Regions from separate parts of the Homo sapiens genome. Here regions 1 and 2 are each linked to region 3. The links are chromatin loops, found by intact Hi-C in ENCODE. Cell type or tissue: natural killer cell. All regions are shown on one strand.

The links. Hi-C counts contacts between places; a loop is a spot of excess contacts. Peaks named below come from ENCODE experiments on the same cell type or tissue, not always from the same donor. Only the 100,000 strongest peaks of a DNase experiment are listed, where the experiment ranks them.
Region 1: a loop joins it to region 3, with 16 times the contacts of the local background. A loop is called at or near these places in 2 of 110 quality-filtered maps.
Region 2: it touches region 3 in a loop (4-fold over the local background); 8 of 110 quality-filtered maps call a loop at or near these places.

The regions. Positions count from the first base shown.
Region 1 is chr11:86,804,085-86,809,084 of GRCh38, forward strand. It overlaps PRSS23 (serine protease 23), which reads left to right. Exons shown (of 2, transcript NM_007173.6): 2 at 3,547-5,000. The coding sequence starts at 3,560. The coding sequence ends at 4,711. Among named protein-coding and RNA genes, the nearest start is that of PRSS23, 6.0 kb to the left of the region's middle. In natural killer cell, no CTCF peak of the experiment used is centred here; a DNase peak (open chromatin) is centred at 2,127; H3K4me3 peaks cover 252 bases; H3K27ac peaks cover 4,005 bases.
Region 2 is chr11:86,060,038-86,065,037 of GRCh38, forward strand. All of the region lies in intron 1 of PICALM (phosphatidylinositol binding clathrin assembly protein), which reads right to left. LOC124902730 (a long non-coding RNA gene) reads right to left here and starts at 3,839. Exons shown (of 2, transcript XR_007062822.1): 1 at 1-3,839. In natural killer cell, no CTCF peak of the experiment used is centred here; DNase peaks (open chromatin) are centred at 2,864 and 4,394; H3K4me3 peaks cover 1,040 bases; H3K27ac peaks cover 3,403 bases.
Region 3 is chr11:85,750,981-85,755,980 of GRCh38, forward strand. The region is part of intron 2 of SYTL2 (synaptotagmin like 2); the gene reads right to left. Among named protein-coding and RNA genes, the nearest start is that of SYTL2, 58 kb to the right of the region's middle. In natural killer cell, no CTCF peak of the experiment used is centred here; DNase peaks (open chromatin) are centred at 1,111, 2,081, 4,511 and 4,911; H3K27ac peaks cover 4,774 bases.

The DNA of each region.
Region 1 (5,000 bases), 1.1 Mb after region 3:
AAAAGACCAGCTAAAGCAATCATCTGGTTGAGGATGCTATTCAGAAGAATTTCTAAAGCACCCTAAATAAACATTTGGTAAAGGACTAAGCAACTTAAGAAGCTTGTAGCTTTAATACAGACATCAGTTTAAACCCATTTAAGGGCTTGAGAACCCACAGCTGTATCTTCTAATTTCTGATTAGATATTTTAAAAATATCTAAGCCTAATCAGTTTGAAGTAATTTGATGGGCATTAGTTTCTAAAAGTCTGCATTCATTTCTAAATCTGAATTAAACTTTTTTAAATGCAATTTTATAACTTTTAGCGTTACATGGAAGCTTTAAGCAAGATATATAATGCTGTCAGAACAAAGTCTTATCACACAAGTTAGTAAATAGGGTTTAGTAATGTGGAGAACTTGGAAGCAGAGTTGCAAACTAATAGAAATTAGGACTTATTAAGTCTCTGAAAAATTTATTCTTCAAAGTTAAAGCTTCACACTGTCCTGTTGGGTTAGCAGTTTGTTTTTTTCTTATAGATGGCTGGCTTCTCCTTCACTCCTGGCTAAATGAACAGAATTCAAGTTGTAAGAACTCTGAATTAGTAATATTCTATCATGCAGTAGACTCTTTAGCATTCTCTAACAGGATTCTGTGATTCATAACTGATCCCAAAGTTTCTTGAGACATAATCATTCATCATTTTGCCAAAGAATACATTTGATCCTCTATATTGAGAGGTTGGAGTAAGGCTGTGGCTCATGAAAGAGGATATTGTAACTGCCATGTTCTTCATGCACATTGAAAATATTATCTGTAGCTGATGATAATACATACTATAATACTACCTCATCTCCTACTCTTTCTCCCCCAAGAATCGTATTTTAAAAACAAGAACGCTTGGCAGGTTGGACCTCCGCATTCTGTGTTTTCTTTCTTAAGATAAGCTGAAGTAAAACTTGGCTTACCATGTGCTCAATGTAAGTCACATTAACATTCCCCACATTACTCAAAGGGAGGAGAGAATGGTGCGTTGAAGCCCAAGATACAGCCATGTGGGAGATATATGACTCCTCCTAGTCCCTGTCACATTTGGCAGGGATTCTGGTGTGAGTGGGGCATTTAGTCACCTAGACAGCAACTTATATAGAGAAAAGGCTGCTCAAGTCCTCGATAAGCCCAAGGGATGACTCCTTAGCCAGTAGGTGGGAATAATCAGAACCATGCCCCACAGATCTCCTAAAGGGTTGTCATCACCACACCCATTTCACTGCCAAGTTCTCCATTGGAGAGGAGGACTCAGCTAGCATTGGCATCCCCTTCCTAGTCCACTTAAAACCTTTAGTCTTGGCAATATTCCCAACAAGCACATACAAACACGTGTGTGCACATATGCGGGCACCCCATGTTTTCAAGGATTTAAAGAAATAATTAAATGTATTTCCTTCCTACAAAAGGGCTCAGGGACCCTTCCTATTTGGAAAGATGGAGACAAGTAGAATTTCAAGGAATTAGGGAGTCCCAAGGAACTGGCTTTTCCAGGACCTTATTTCTTTCTTTTCCTATCCCTATTCTCCCTGACTGAAGTGGAAGCCAAGAGAAAAAGTCAAGCAAAAAGGTCCCAGAGGTGGGTGGGGCACACACATATGTTAGAAACACAGTGTGGATATTGGGAATGAGAATGGGCATGCTCAGCTATACTACATCAGATCATTGGGATTTTCTACTTTTATATAAAAGGGAGCAAAAGGCACCCAAAGTTGCCAGTAGATCTGTACTTTCAAACAGGAAGAGAATGAGAATAACAAAACAGTTTCTTCCTAACTTCTGCTGTGTTCCCAGAGCCTCTTGAGACCCACCCCTTCCGGGTCCTTGTTTTTGGATGCTTGGTTGTGAATGAGTTACCCTACCTGCTGAGTCAGCTTCTATTGAACCAGAAGAGTCAGAGCCACTGAGAGCCAACTGATGCTTAAACATTTATGAAAGCACTTTCAGTATTCCTCGTTGTTGTTTTTCTTGTGGGATGATTGATCTGGGCATTTAAACATACCTTGCAGTATAAAATCCAAACTTCTTTGTTTAGTACACATAGCACTTCACAATCTAGCTCTTGCCTGCTGCCTCCACCACTTCCTCTACTCCACCCTTGCTGAGCTAAGTGTGATTCCCCAAATTACTCACATGGTTGCATGTTGCTGTGCCCTTGCACAGACTCTTGTTTCCCTTCCCTAAGTATCCCCTTCTCTCTGTCTTATGTTATCAGACTTCTTTTCTACTTCAGCACCCATCTGAAACATCAGGTGATGCCTGGAAAATTTCTAGGCAATTTGTTCATTTAGAGGGTAAATTTAAATTACATAGCTTACTGAATGACCGAAGCATCAAGGAGGGACAGCTCCACGGTGTCACCTTTACTAGGACTCCTATTGCTTCTAAATGGTGGGTACATTTGAAAAGAACGGGTGCATTTGCCAAATAATACATTTGGTCCTCTATATTGAGAGGTTGGAGCGAGGCTGTGGCATACTATTTCTCAAGCATCACTTCTCCTAGAAGGCCTCTCTTGTTCTTACTCCCACAATTGGCCTCAAGCTGTTTCTCTGAGCTACCGCATCATCCATGTACATCATTGTCATTAGCGTCAGCATGCAACATTCATTCACTTTTCCATTAATACAAGCATCCATTTAACAAATCTTTGTCGAGTGCTAGCACAGGCCCAAATTTAAGAGATTTAGTTGGTAATACAGATATAAACAACTGAAAAAGTAACCAATGGTAACAGTTCATAGTGTTATAGCTGATGCAATATTAGAGCTTTAGATATTGACAAAGATCCTGGTAGTGTACAACATAATCCAAAGGAAGAAGGAATATTTTATTAGAAGCCTAGCCACTCTGGAACTCAATATATATAATAGTAAAGGTTGTTGTAAATTCAAAGCAAAAAACAAAACAAAACAAAAAATCTCATACCCTTTCTCGAGTGCACCATCATTTAAAAACCACAGGAGTGGTGGTAATTGTGACACTGTGGAGCTGTCCTTCTTTGATGTCTCAGTCACTCAGTAAGCCATGTAATTTAAATTGACCCTCTGAGTGACCAAGTTGCTCTGAAAATTTTCCAAGTACATGTTACAATGAGAATGAGAGAAGGAGGAGGGAAAGGCGGGGACATCATGAAGGTAGAAGAGGAGGAGGTTTAGAATCAAGCACAAAGAGGGCTCAAAATTACGTGGAAATTGGGGCTGGTCAGTCAGTTAGCCAGGGGACTAATGACTTTATGCCTGCTACTCTGCAGTCTACCATCATTAGGGACATCTTAAACATAGAAAGGAAGGAACACCCAATTTCACTTCAGGCACCCAGCCACAGGAACTTTCCTAAGGTTGAGCCTTTGCGTTGAAAGTGAGACCGTTATCTAAGGATTCCTCTCCACACCCTGATTCCTGAGGAGTGTTCAAAGACTCAGAAACAATGACAGGCCTGCTGCTGAGCTTTGCTGTCTGCAGTAAATGAACGTTCAGCCCTTGCCCTCCTGACCTGCTTGTCTTTGTTTCTACAGAACAGTGCTCGGCATGGCAGGGATTCCAGGGCTCCTCTTCCTTCTCTTCTTTCTGCTCTGTGCTGTTGGGCAAGTGAGCCCTTACAGTGCCCCCTGGAAACCCACTTGGCCTGCATACCGCCTCCCTGTCGTCTTGCCCCAGTCTACCCTCAATTTAGCCAAGCCAGACTTTGGAGCCGAAGCCAAATTAGAAGTATCTTCTTCATGTGGACCCCAGTGTCATAAGGGAACTCCACTGCCCACTTACGAAGAGGCCAAGCAATATCTGTCTTATGAAACGCTCTATGCCAATGGCAGCCGCACAGAGACGCAGGTGGGCATCTACATCCTCAGCAGTAGTGGAGATGGGGCCCAACACCGAGACTCAGGGTCTTCAGGAAAGTCTCGAAGGAAGCGGCAGATTTATGGCTATGACAGCAGGTTCAGCATTTTTGGGAAGGACTTCCTGCTCAACTACCCTTTCTCAACATCAGTGAAGTTATCCACGGGCTGCACCGGCACCCTGGTGGCAGAGAAGCATGTCCTCACAGCTGCCCACTGCATACACGATGGAAAAACCTATGTGAAAGGAACCCAGAAGCTTCGAGTGGGCTTCCTAAAGCCCAAGTTTAAAGATGGTGGTCGAGGGGCCAACGACTCCACTTCAGCCATGCCCGAGCAGATGAAATTTCAGTGGATCCGGGTGAAACGCACCCATGTGCCCAAGGGTTGGATCAAGGGCAATGCCAATGACATCGGCATGGATTATGATTATGCCCTCCTGGAACTCAAAAAGCCCCACAAGAGAAAATTTATGAAGATTGGGGTGAGCCCTCCTGCTAAGCAGCTGCCAGGGGGCAGAATTCACTTCTCTGGTTATGACAATGACCGACCAGGCAATTTGGTGTATCGCTTCTGTGACGTCAAAGACGAGACCTATGACTTGCTCTACCAGCAATGCGATGCCCAGCCAGGGGCCAGCGGGTCTGGGGTCTATGTGAGGATGTGGAAGAGACAGCAGCAGAAGTGGGAGCGAAAAATTATTGGCATTTTTTCAGGGCACCAGTGGGTGGACATGAATGGTTCCCCACAGGATTTCAACGTGGCTGTCAGAATCACTCCTCTCAAATATGCCCAGATTTGCTATTGGATTAAAGGAAACTACCTGGATTGTAGGGAGGGGTGACACAGTGTTCCCTCCTGGCAGCAATTAAGGGTCTTCATGTTCTTATTTTAGGAGAGGCCAAATTGTTTTTTGTCATTGGCGTGCACACGTGTGTGTGTGTGTGTGTGTGTGTGTAAGGTGTCTTATAATCTTTTACCTATTTCTTACAATTGCAAGATGACTGGCTTTACTATTTGAAAACTGGTTTGTGTATCATATCATATATCATTTAAGCAGTTTGAAGGCATACTTTTGCATAGAAATAAAAAAAATACTGATTTGGGGCAATGAGGAATATTTGACAATTAAG
Region 2 (5,000 bases), 310 kb after region 3:
TGGACATAGGGATTATGATACCACATCTCTTGCTTGAAATCTTCCAAAAGTTGAGGCACTGTTACCTACAAAATCAAATCCAAAATTACTTTGAGAATTCAAAGGATCCCTTAGATCTAGTTCCTCTTTGAGTACTCTTTTGTCCCTTCTAATACACACTCATCCCTAAAGGTGCATTTTTTTAGTCTCAGAACCTTCACACTTTTAAAATTGAGGAGCCAAGAGCTTTCATGTGGGGGTTCTCTACCAATATTTACTGTTAGAAACTGAAACTGATAAATTTATCAACATTAATTCATTTGAAAAATAACAGTATTTTCAAAAAACCCCACAATTTAGAAGAGTGGCACTGTTTCACATTTTGGCAAAACTCTATTTTGTGGTTTAATAGGAAATAGTTGAATTATCATTATCTGCTACTACATTCAACCTATGGCAATATCACACACACATCACACAGCCTCTAGAAAACTCCACTGTACAGTGGTTCTTGAAAGAATAAAAATAGAAAAGGCAAATAATGTCTTAGTATATGAAAACAGTTTTGAACTCACAAACTTGCTGAAATGGTCTTGAGGACCCCCAAAAGTCCCCAGACCACACCTTAAGAACCACTGCCAGCAAAGGAGAAAGGCAATACAATGCAGCAAAGATAATCTTTTCAACAAATAGTACTGCACAACTAGATATCCACAGGCAAAAAAAAAAAAAATGAATCAGGAGACAGACATTACACTCACAAAAATTAACTCAAAATGGATCACAGACCTAAATGTAAAATGCAAAATTATAAAGCTCCCAAATGGTGACATAGAAGACAATCTAGATGACCTTGAGTTTGTTGATGACTTTTTAAATACAATGATGAAGGCATGACCCATGAAAGAAAGAACTGCTAAACTGGACTTCATTAAGATTAAAATTTTCTGCTCTGTGAAAGGCATTGTCAAGAGAATGAAAAAGACAAGGCACAGACTGGGAGAAAATATTTGCAAAAGATACATTTGATAGCCGGGCTCAGTGGCTCATGCCTGTAATCCCAACACTTTGGGAGGCTGAAGCAGGCGGATCACCTGAGATGAGGAGTTCAAGACCAGCCTGGCTAATATGGTCAAACGCCATCTCTACTAAAAATACAAAAATTAGCCAGGCATGATGGTAGACACCTGTAATCCCAGCTACTTGCGAGGCTGAGGCAGAAGAATCACTTGAACCCCTGGGAGACAGAGCTTACAGTGAGATGAGATGGCCCCATTGCACTCCAGCCCGGGAGACAGAGCAAGACTCCATCTCAAAAAAAAAAAAAAAAAAAAAAAAAGAAAAGAAAAGACACATTTGATAAAGGACTGTTATTCAAAATAAACAACTCTCAAACCTCAACAATAAGAAAACAAAGAACCTGACTTTAAGAACAGGACAATGACCTTAACGGACACCTCACTAAAGAAGATATAAAGATGGCGAGTATGCATATGAAAAAAAGTCACATAATCAGGAAAATGCAAATTAAAACAATACCACTACACACCTATTAGAATGGCCAAAACCCATTAACAGTGACAATATCAAATGCTGGTGAGAATGTGAACAGAAACTCCCATTCATTACTGGTGGGAATATAAAATGGTACCATCACTTTGAAAGACAGTTTAGAGGTTTCTTGCAAAACTAAAGGTATTCTTACCATATGATCCAGCAACTGTGTTCCTTGCTATTTACCCAAACGAACTGAAAACTTATGTCCACACAAAAGACACGCACACAGATGTTTGATGTTTATAGCAGCTTTATTCACGATTGCCAAAACTAGGGAGCAACCAAGATGTCCTTCAGTAAGTAAATGGACAAATAAACCCGGGTATATCCAGATAATAGAATAGTCAAGTGCAAAAGAAAAAAAAAAGCTGTCAAACCGTGAAAAGCCATTGAGGAAATCGTAAACGCATATTAGTACGTGAAAAAAGAAAATCTGAAAAGGCTATAGACTGTATGATTCCAACTATGACATCTTGAAAAGGCAAAACTATGGAGACAGTTAACAAAAAATAGTGGTTGCCAGTGGCTGGGGAAGAGAAGGGATGGCGAGGGGGAGCACAGAGTATTTCAGGGCAGATAAACATTGTACCGCTACAACAGTGGATATGTGCCATACAATTGGCCAAACCCATAGAACATACAAACAGCAAGAGTAAACCTTGGCCGGGCGCAGTGGCTCACGCCTGTAATCCCAACACTTTGGGAGGCCGAGGTGGGTGGATCACCTGAGGTCAGGAGCTCGAGACCAGCCTGGCCAACATGGTGAAGCCCCATCTCTATCAAAAATACAAAAATTTAGCTGGGCGTGGTGGTGGGCACCTGTAATCCCAGGTATTTGGGAGGCTGAGGCAGGAGAATCCCTTGAACCCAGGAGGCAAAGGTTGCAGTTAGCTGAGATCGCACCACTGCACTCCAGCCTGGGCAACAAGAGCGAAACTCCGTCTCAAAAAAAAAAAAACCCTAATGTAAACCATGGACTTTGGGTGGTAAAGATGTCTGAATGTAGGTCCATCAATTTTAACAAATGTACCACTTTCGTGGGGGATATAATATATCTTGATAATAATATAACTTGAGAAATCCTTCATTTTCTGATAATCTAACAAATCACAACTCTGAACATAATTTTTAATACAAAGGCTTAGGTTCATCAAGATTCTCTTTTAAAGAACTATCTAACTGCCCAAAATGATTCACATACACAGTGAACATACAAAATACTAAAAGGTCAAGTCCAAAATTTTGATTCTCTAGAGAAACGTATAAAGCAGTTTAACTGGGAACATACTAAGACAGAACACAAAGTAACGGAAATGCCACTTTAGCTACCAAAAGAACAGGAAGAGCAAATACTAAGACTTTACTTTGAAAGTCTAAGGCTACTTCTTCCTGGTAGGGCTCTAACCTCTTGCCAAGAAGCCTGTAAGTTTATTTTTCTTACTTCTTTATTTTAAGTGAGAAACCATGAAATTAACCATTTCAGAGCTGAAGAAAACAAAGGAGAAACAACTATGTCTACGGTGAACTTTCACATTAACTATTCTAAATGATTATCATGGCCAAATAAACAAATATTTTTAAATGAAAGCAATTCTGATTATTAAAATAGATTATTTTTAAACAATCAGTGTTTTTTAAACATCAAAGTAAATGTTTCATATAAATGTCTCACAAAGCGTATGAAAGAAAAATGTCAATCACATCTTATGAAGTGTTTCACTTCTCACCTGCCATAGTAACTTTAAATTCAAAGACACCTTTAAAAATTATCCAGATATATAAAATATTCAGTAAACACAAAAGGTATATAGATGCCCAAAGTCTTATACTATTTCTTAACATAGCAAATAAATCCATCAGGGAACAATAATTACAAAAGTATTTCAGAATTCATTTGCTAATTATGAATAAGCGGCTACAAAAAATAGTTGAATATTAAGTTCTCTTTAGAGTTCCTCTTTTAAAACACATACTGTTCAGAAACTTAACTAGACATATCTGGGAGGAAAAAGGATACATTTGTGAATTTTATTATATACCTCAGGCATTCTGTTCTGCCATGGCGACAGAAAAAATAAAAATAAATAAAATGCCTCAGGCATTTGACATGTGTGATCAAATCTTACTCATTACTACCACTTTGATAACTCTATTTCTATTTTCTGTATTGCAAAACTACTAAAAGACTAGTAAGGATAATGAAAAATGAAAATATAAATCATATGACTAATTCTTACAGGAAAGAATAGGAAGCCCAGACATTAATTACAAAATAACTGTCTTCTTAAAACAAGATCCTTTTGGAAAAAAAAAAAGTCCCAGTTACCTTACTTTTAAATAAAAGATATCCTGGGACAGATCTTCTACTTTATTTCTTCCTTACATGCATCTTCTTAGAAATCACATCCTAGTTACCAGATCCTTCTTGACAATACGCAAACTAAGCACCCATAAGATATTATTAACTGAGACATTAAAAACCATTTGTGCTTTAAAAGGGAATTAATTCAGGTACAGTCTGGTATGTTATACGCATTTTTAATGTAGTTACACAAACCACTAGCCCAAATACAAATTCTACATATGCAAAATATTCAAATCCTACTTTTTAAAAACTTATTTCCAATTTCTAGATCCAGTTCACAACATACAAATAACCATGCTGTATCGACCAGAGATATGTTGATAATGGATGCTTAGTAAGAACTTGATCTTGATTTTGTTTTAGAAAAGATAAGGCAGTGGTTGAAATGAAATGTCCCTGTAAATTAACTGGGGAAAATATGAATTAAAAAACAGAGACATACAGGATATGGTGACTCACACCTATAATCCCAGCACTTTAGGAGGCTCAGCTGGTAGAGAGGATCCTTGAGCCCAGGAGTTTGAGACCTGCCCGAGCAACACAAGGAGACCCTGTCTGTATAAAAATTAAAAATTAGCTGTGCGTGGTAGCAGATGCCTGTGGTCCCAGGTACTCAGAAAGATTGTCTGAACCCGGGAAGTCAAGGCTGCAGTGAGATGTGATTCCACCACTGCACTCCAGCCTGGGCAACAGAGTAAGACCCACCTCATTTTAAAAAAAAAAAAAAAAAAGGAGACATTACAGCCATTAGTATAAATATTACATTTCAGTGAAATATGTCAAAATATAAATGTCCAACGATAGTAAATAAGAATAAAGAAAATTAAGAATTCATATCAAAAAATAGGATAAGGGCCAGGCATGCTGGCTCACACCTGTAATCCCAGCACTCTGGGAGGCTGAGGCAAGAGGATTACTTGAGCCCAGGAGTTCAAGACCAGCCTGGGCCACATAGGGAGACCCCCATCTCTCCAAAAATAAAAAGTTTCTTTAATTAACCAGGCGTGGTGGCACATGCCTATAGTCCCAGCTACTTGGGAGACTGATGTGGGAGGATTTCTTGAGCCTGAGGAGGATAAGGCTGCAGTGAGCCATGATC
Region 3 (5,000 bases):
TTGTGCAACCCTTGATCTGTTCCTGCCTAAATGACTGTCTGTAAGCCCACGATCAATGCACAATGAGCACAGGTTTTGCATCGACTCCCTGAAACACATGGTCCCTACAAAGGCTGATAGCCATTATAGTAAGGAAAGGGTTTCTGGCTCACTTGTTTTAAAGTGGCAAAAGAACAGGAAATTCTTTCAAATGTAGTTAAGTGCCACTTACATATTTCCTTACATGACTATCACTACTAGGTTTAATAATCAACTTCTTTTTCTATCTTAGTCACTTGTACTATTTCGTAGATAAATCCATATGTATAACATCAAAGTTTTGTAAAGATGTAGATCATTTTTAGAATCCCACTATCTAGTGCTGCTGTTAAAATCTTCTCGTTTTCCAGCCCACGTTCATCTCTCATTTTTTTCTGAACTCTAATTACATCAACAAAATGAGCATTTGATTCTCTAATTATCGTACCATCTAGATGAAGAGAGAAAGGGGTAAGTTTCTTGGGACTGACATTTATCCTTTACCATCCTCTCCACACACACACGTTATGTTTAGCAGAGAGTTAAGTAGAGAGAAGACGCTCAGTAAACACCGGTGGGCTGGTGGGCAGAAGTGAGGGCTGAAGAAGAGCACTCAATCCAGAAAGTACACTGGCCTGCTGGCCTCCCAGGTGGGATGTCCTGGTCATTCTCTCGTTCATTCTCCCATTCCTTCAGCTAGCACACAGTATCTGCTTTGTGCTGAACCACACATCTGACACTTAACAAGCCTCTTATCATTTCATCCTTACAATTTCACCATGCTGTTCAAAGAATTTCATCCATTTCAAAAGATGGCCATTTTACCTCTTCTGTATGCTAAAAGCCATATCTAAACCCTGTCTGGCTATTTGTTCACTGACTCATTAATTCCCATACCAGCCATCTGCTTCAAATTGGACATTAAAAATTCTATCTACAGCCCTAACTGTCAATGTCAACTCCTTTTCATGCCAAGAGTGTGAGCACTTACAGAGGAAAGCCAGAAGAGCAGAAATGCCCTCTGGGCTGGATTCAACACATTTGCCCTCAGCCTACCCCTTTTCTCCTTGTGCTCACTTATGTACACCTCAGCTTCCAGCTACTCAACAGGACTAGGCAAAGCTCGAACATCACCTGCAGGACCTGGTTCATAGTATTTAGTCAACTGTGGACAGCTGCTGGCCAGATAGGTTGACTGGTCTATTCTCCAGCCTTTCTTTTTTCATCTTGCCCAGAATATACTGGGCAAGATGTTTAGACTGTGTGATTTGGAGGTGCTCTCAGATGTTTGTTTTGAATGTGAGAGCTGAAAGGTACCTTAGATAGTTACAAATGACCTCACTTTCTAGATAAAATGATAGAAGCCCAGAGAAGTTAAGAGGCTTGCCCAAGGTCACACAGAGCTGGCAGCAGAAGCCAGTCTGACTCCCAGCCAACACACTTTCTACTACCCGATCCTGCCTCAGAGAGCCAAACATGATTTCGGTTTCTAAGATGGCTGTCACACTTCACTCTTTCTCCTAAGGAACTCAATCTTTGATGAAGAATCTGAAAACCAACATGTGGAAAACAAACTACAAACCTTCCTTAGAGTAGAAAACAAGAAATATCCACCTTTTACATGACACATCGTAGATCTCTGCAGTCTGCTGAGAGGCAGCACAGTGTAAGGGAAGTGCACAGGCCTTGATGTTGGATCAACAAGGCTTCAATCCTGCGGGGCACTTACCCTCTTCAACCCTATCTCCTCATCTGTTAAGTGGATTCAGCTACACTGTTTTGAAGATGAAATAGGAAAATCTATGTGAAGATCCATGTACAGTCCCTTGACAAATGTTAGTTCCTTTCCCCTTTGCTTTGACAGAAAAACACCATGAGAGGTCCTGGAAATTAGTCCTTCAATGACAACTGCCTTCATTAAAAAAAAAAAAAAAAAAAAAAAAAAAAAAAAAACACAACTAGGTCTAAGGAGGCAGCTGAGAATCATAAGATGTGGTGGCGGTTGAGATCGTATCTACTGCAAAAACACCCATCGCTGTAGATGTGGTTGTGTGTATATGGGGGTGGGGGATGCAGTGCTGGTGGTGGTGTACAGACAGACATGAGCAGCAATTTCCTGCTGGCAGTGTGACGCAAAGCACAGGAAATGCCACCTTTTGAGTATGTGATTTTCAAACCATAAAAGACTAAAATTACATATGTGTATGTATGGTTATGTTTCCTTAAAGGTGGGTCAGGGCAGCAGGAGAGAAGACACAGGATAGGGGTGGAAGAGAGAGAAAGAATCCACCCTGATGTCTCCTTCACTGCTGGTCTGTGAAATGTCTCCACATGGGAGTTAGGGAAGCAGGCTGTGTAGCGATACATGGTAATAACTGGGTCCAGTACTTGTGGCTACAGGTAGTGGAGCAACATAAAAGACAGTGTGGTAGCAACAGTGATCTGGAACCGTTATTGTCTCAGCTGTACCCCAGAGACACCCCAGTGACTATTTCCTTGGGTACGAGTCCATGTTCTACCATTAACAGACCAAGTGATTTAGGAACTGGATATGTCTCTGTGCAACACTCACTTTTCCTATCCATGAAATCAAGATGGGAAGTAACAAAACCTTTTTTTTTAATTAGCTGGATGTGGTAGTACACACATGTGGTTTTAGCTACTTGGGAGACAGGAGGATCACTTGAGCCCAGGAGTTGGAGGCTGCACTGAGCTATGATTGCCTCACTGCACTCCAGCCTGGGTCACAGAGAGAAACTCTCTTTTTTAAAAAAAAAAAAAAAAAAAAAAAGATGGGAAGTGACATATAAACTAAATCATCTCCAAAGTATCTTGAATGAGCTTGGCTGTGAACAAGTCAAAGCACTGGACATATTAGGAATGGCAACATTTCCATTTGAATGCCAGATCTCATCTACCGCCATACTGAAAAAGATTCTAAAGTGATATCTGGTCTTGCAGGCAACAGTGGTGTATCCATTAGTGATGTCCTCTTGGCTACGGGAGAGTTATACTCCAAAGTCTATAAAACATTAGTATTTAAAAGAAAAGTCTGAATTTTAGTAATAAATTGGCCTTTCTAATGATGTTTTGATTGGGCTGATATAATTATATAATGTGTTTCTAAGCCAAATAACACCTAGGAGGAATGAGGCATTGTAAAGTCATGTTAGGGAAACAAAATTGAGATTTTAAATTTGCAACTGATAATCCATTAAATGGATAAAGGTCATTAGATAGTAAATTCCTTGAGAGCTGGGGCCATGTTTTCAATCACCCTGGAATTCTCTTCATATCATTGTCCAGAGCAGTTCCTTGTACTTAATAGGTGCTCAATTAACTTCTACTACATTAAATAATTAAGAGTTTTAGGAGTAATTTCCTTCTAAGGAATCAGTCTACTAACTAGAATCTCCTGCCCCTTTTTGGAGGTATAGGTAGAGTGGTGAATAAAGGAATTAAAATGAACTATCACATATTATGTGCCAGGAAGATTAAAAATTATTTTTAATTTAATTGACAAATAATAATTTTGTATATTCATGAGGAAACAGTGATGTTTTGATATACATAACATATAGTCATCAGGTCACTGTAATTTTGTATCCTTTATCAAATCTCTCGCTATCTCTTGCTTCCTAAAAATTATTTTACTTAATCCTGACATTAATCTTTTGAATTTAAATGTAGTATTATGATCATGCCCACTCTGAGTTGAGGCTCAGAGAGGTTAAATAACTTGCCCAGTGAAACACAGTTCATTAGTGGTAGGAATGAGATGCAAACGCATGTCAGTTTCATCTCCGGTTCCAAGCAGCAGAGTTTTTTGTGTCATGATCAAACCCTTACTGTTCCTTTCTGAAAGAATAACAACGATGAGCAGAATAGAGCAGAGGGAAAAGCACCGGCCCAAGAGATTTCTCATCATGGCTTTGGCACTGACTTAATGTGTGGCCCTGGGCAAGTCATTTACCCTTTCTGGGCTTTATCTTTTTTTCTGTAAAATGACTGATATGGAACAACAACAAAAAAAAATTTCATAGTTATTAGGCTATAACTCTGGTAGAAGAGGCAAAGACAAACAGCAATGGAATGGAAAAGGCGCTGACAAACAAAAGCCCATGGAGTAACATTTTCAGAGATCCAGTTCTGGTTCCACCATCCGAGGAGCAGAACAACCTCCAAACTATCCCCACAAGTCCCTTCAGGCCTAAAGCAAAGAGGGGGTCAGGCTATGAGTTGAGCCTTTTTCAGGGTCCACAAGCCATAGGTCTGCCATCTATCTGTGCACTGTCACTGCTCCCTAGCTCCAGGGTCCTGAAACTGTCCATGGCCAAGTCCACATGAGGTACATGGTGCCTAACTAGAAAGTCTCTTGGGAAAATGATGGTAGGTAGGGCTTGACTCACACCAGGCTTTTCACCAATCCAAGCCTTCTTCCTGCCATTTAGTCACAAAAGCAAAACACAAAGGCAGCACCAGTCGCAGCTGCTGGGGCACCTTCAGAAACAACAGACAGAAGGAGTGTCTGCAACACCAACACTAGGAAGGGACTCACACCATTTTCGCTGAAGTTGTAGATTGGCTGATGCCAGAGGGTACACACTCACACCCCTTATAAGGCCTAATTTCAGGCAGAACTTTGCATTTTTTGAGGATATTTTCATCAACCAATGCAAGTGCCCAAGAAACACCTTCACTCTATTCAGACAGAATCATAGAACTACAGACAAGACTCAGCAGCTTGGAATCCCAGGTGCCAAGAAAAGATAGAAGGGAGGGAGGAAATGAAAGGAGGCTTTCTCCTCGTAAGCTGACTATCTAGAGGGGCAGAATTGCAGACCATAAATAACACCTCCTGAGCAGAAGGAATCAAAGGTACTTGCACCTCTCCAAAATGCAGGGGCCCACATCCTGAGGTAGAAAGAGAGACTCAGTGCAGTCCCAGCTCTACTGCTTTCTAAGTCCTTCCCCCAATCTTT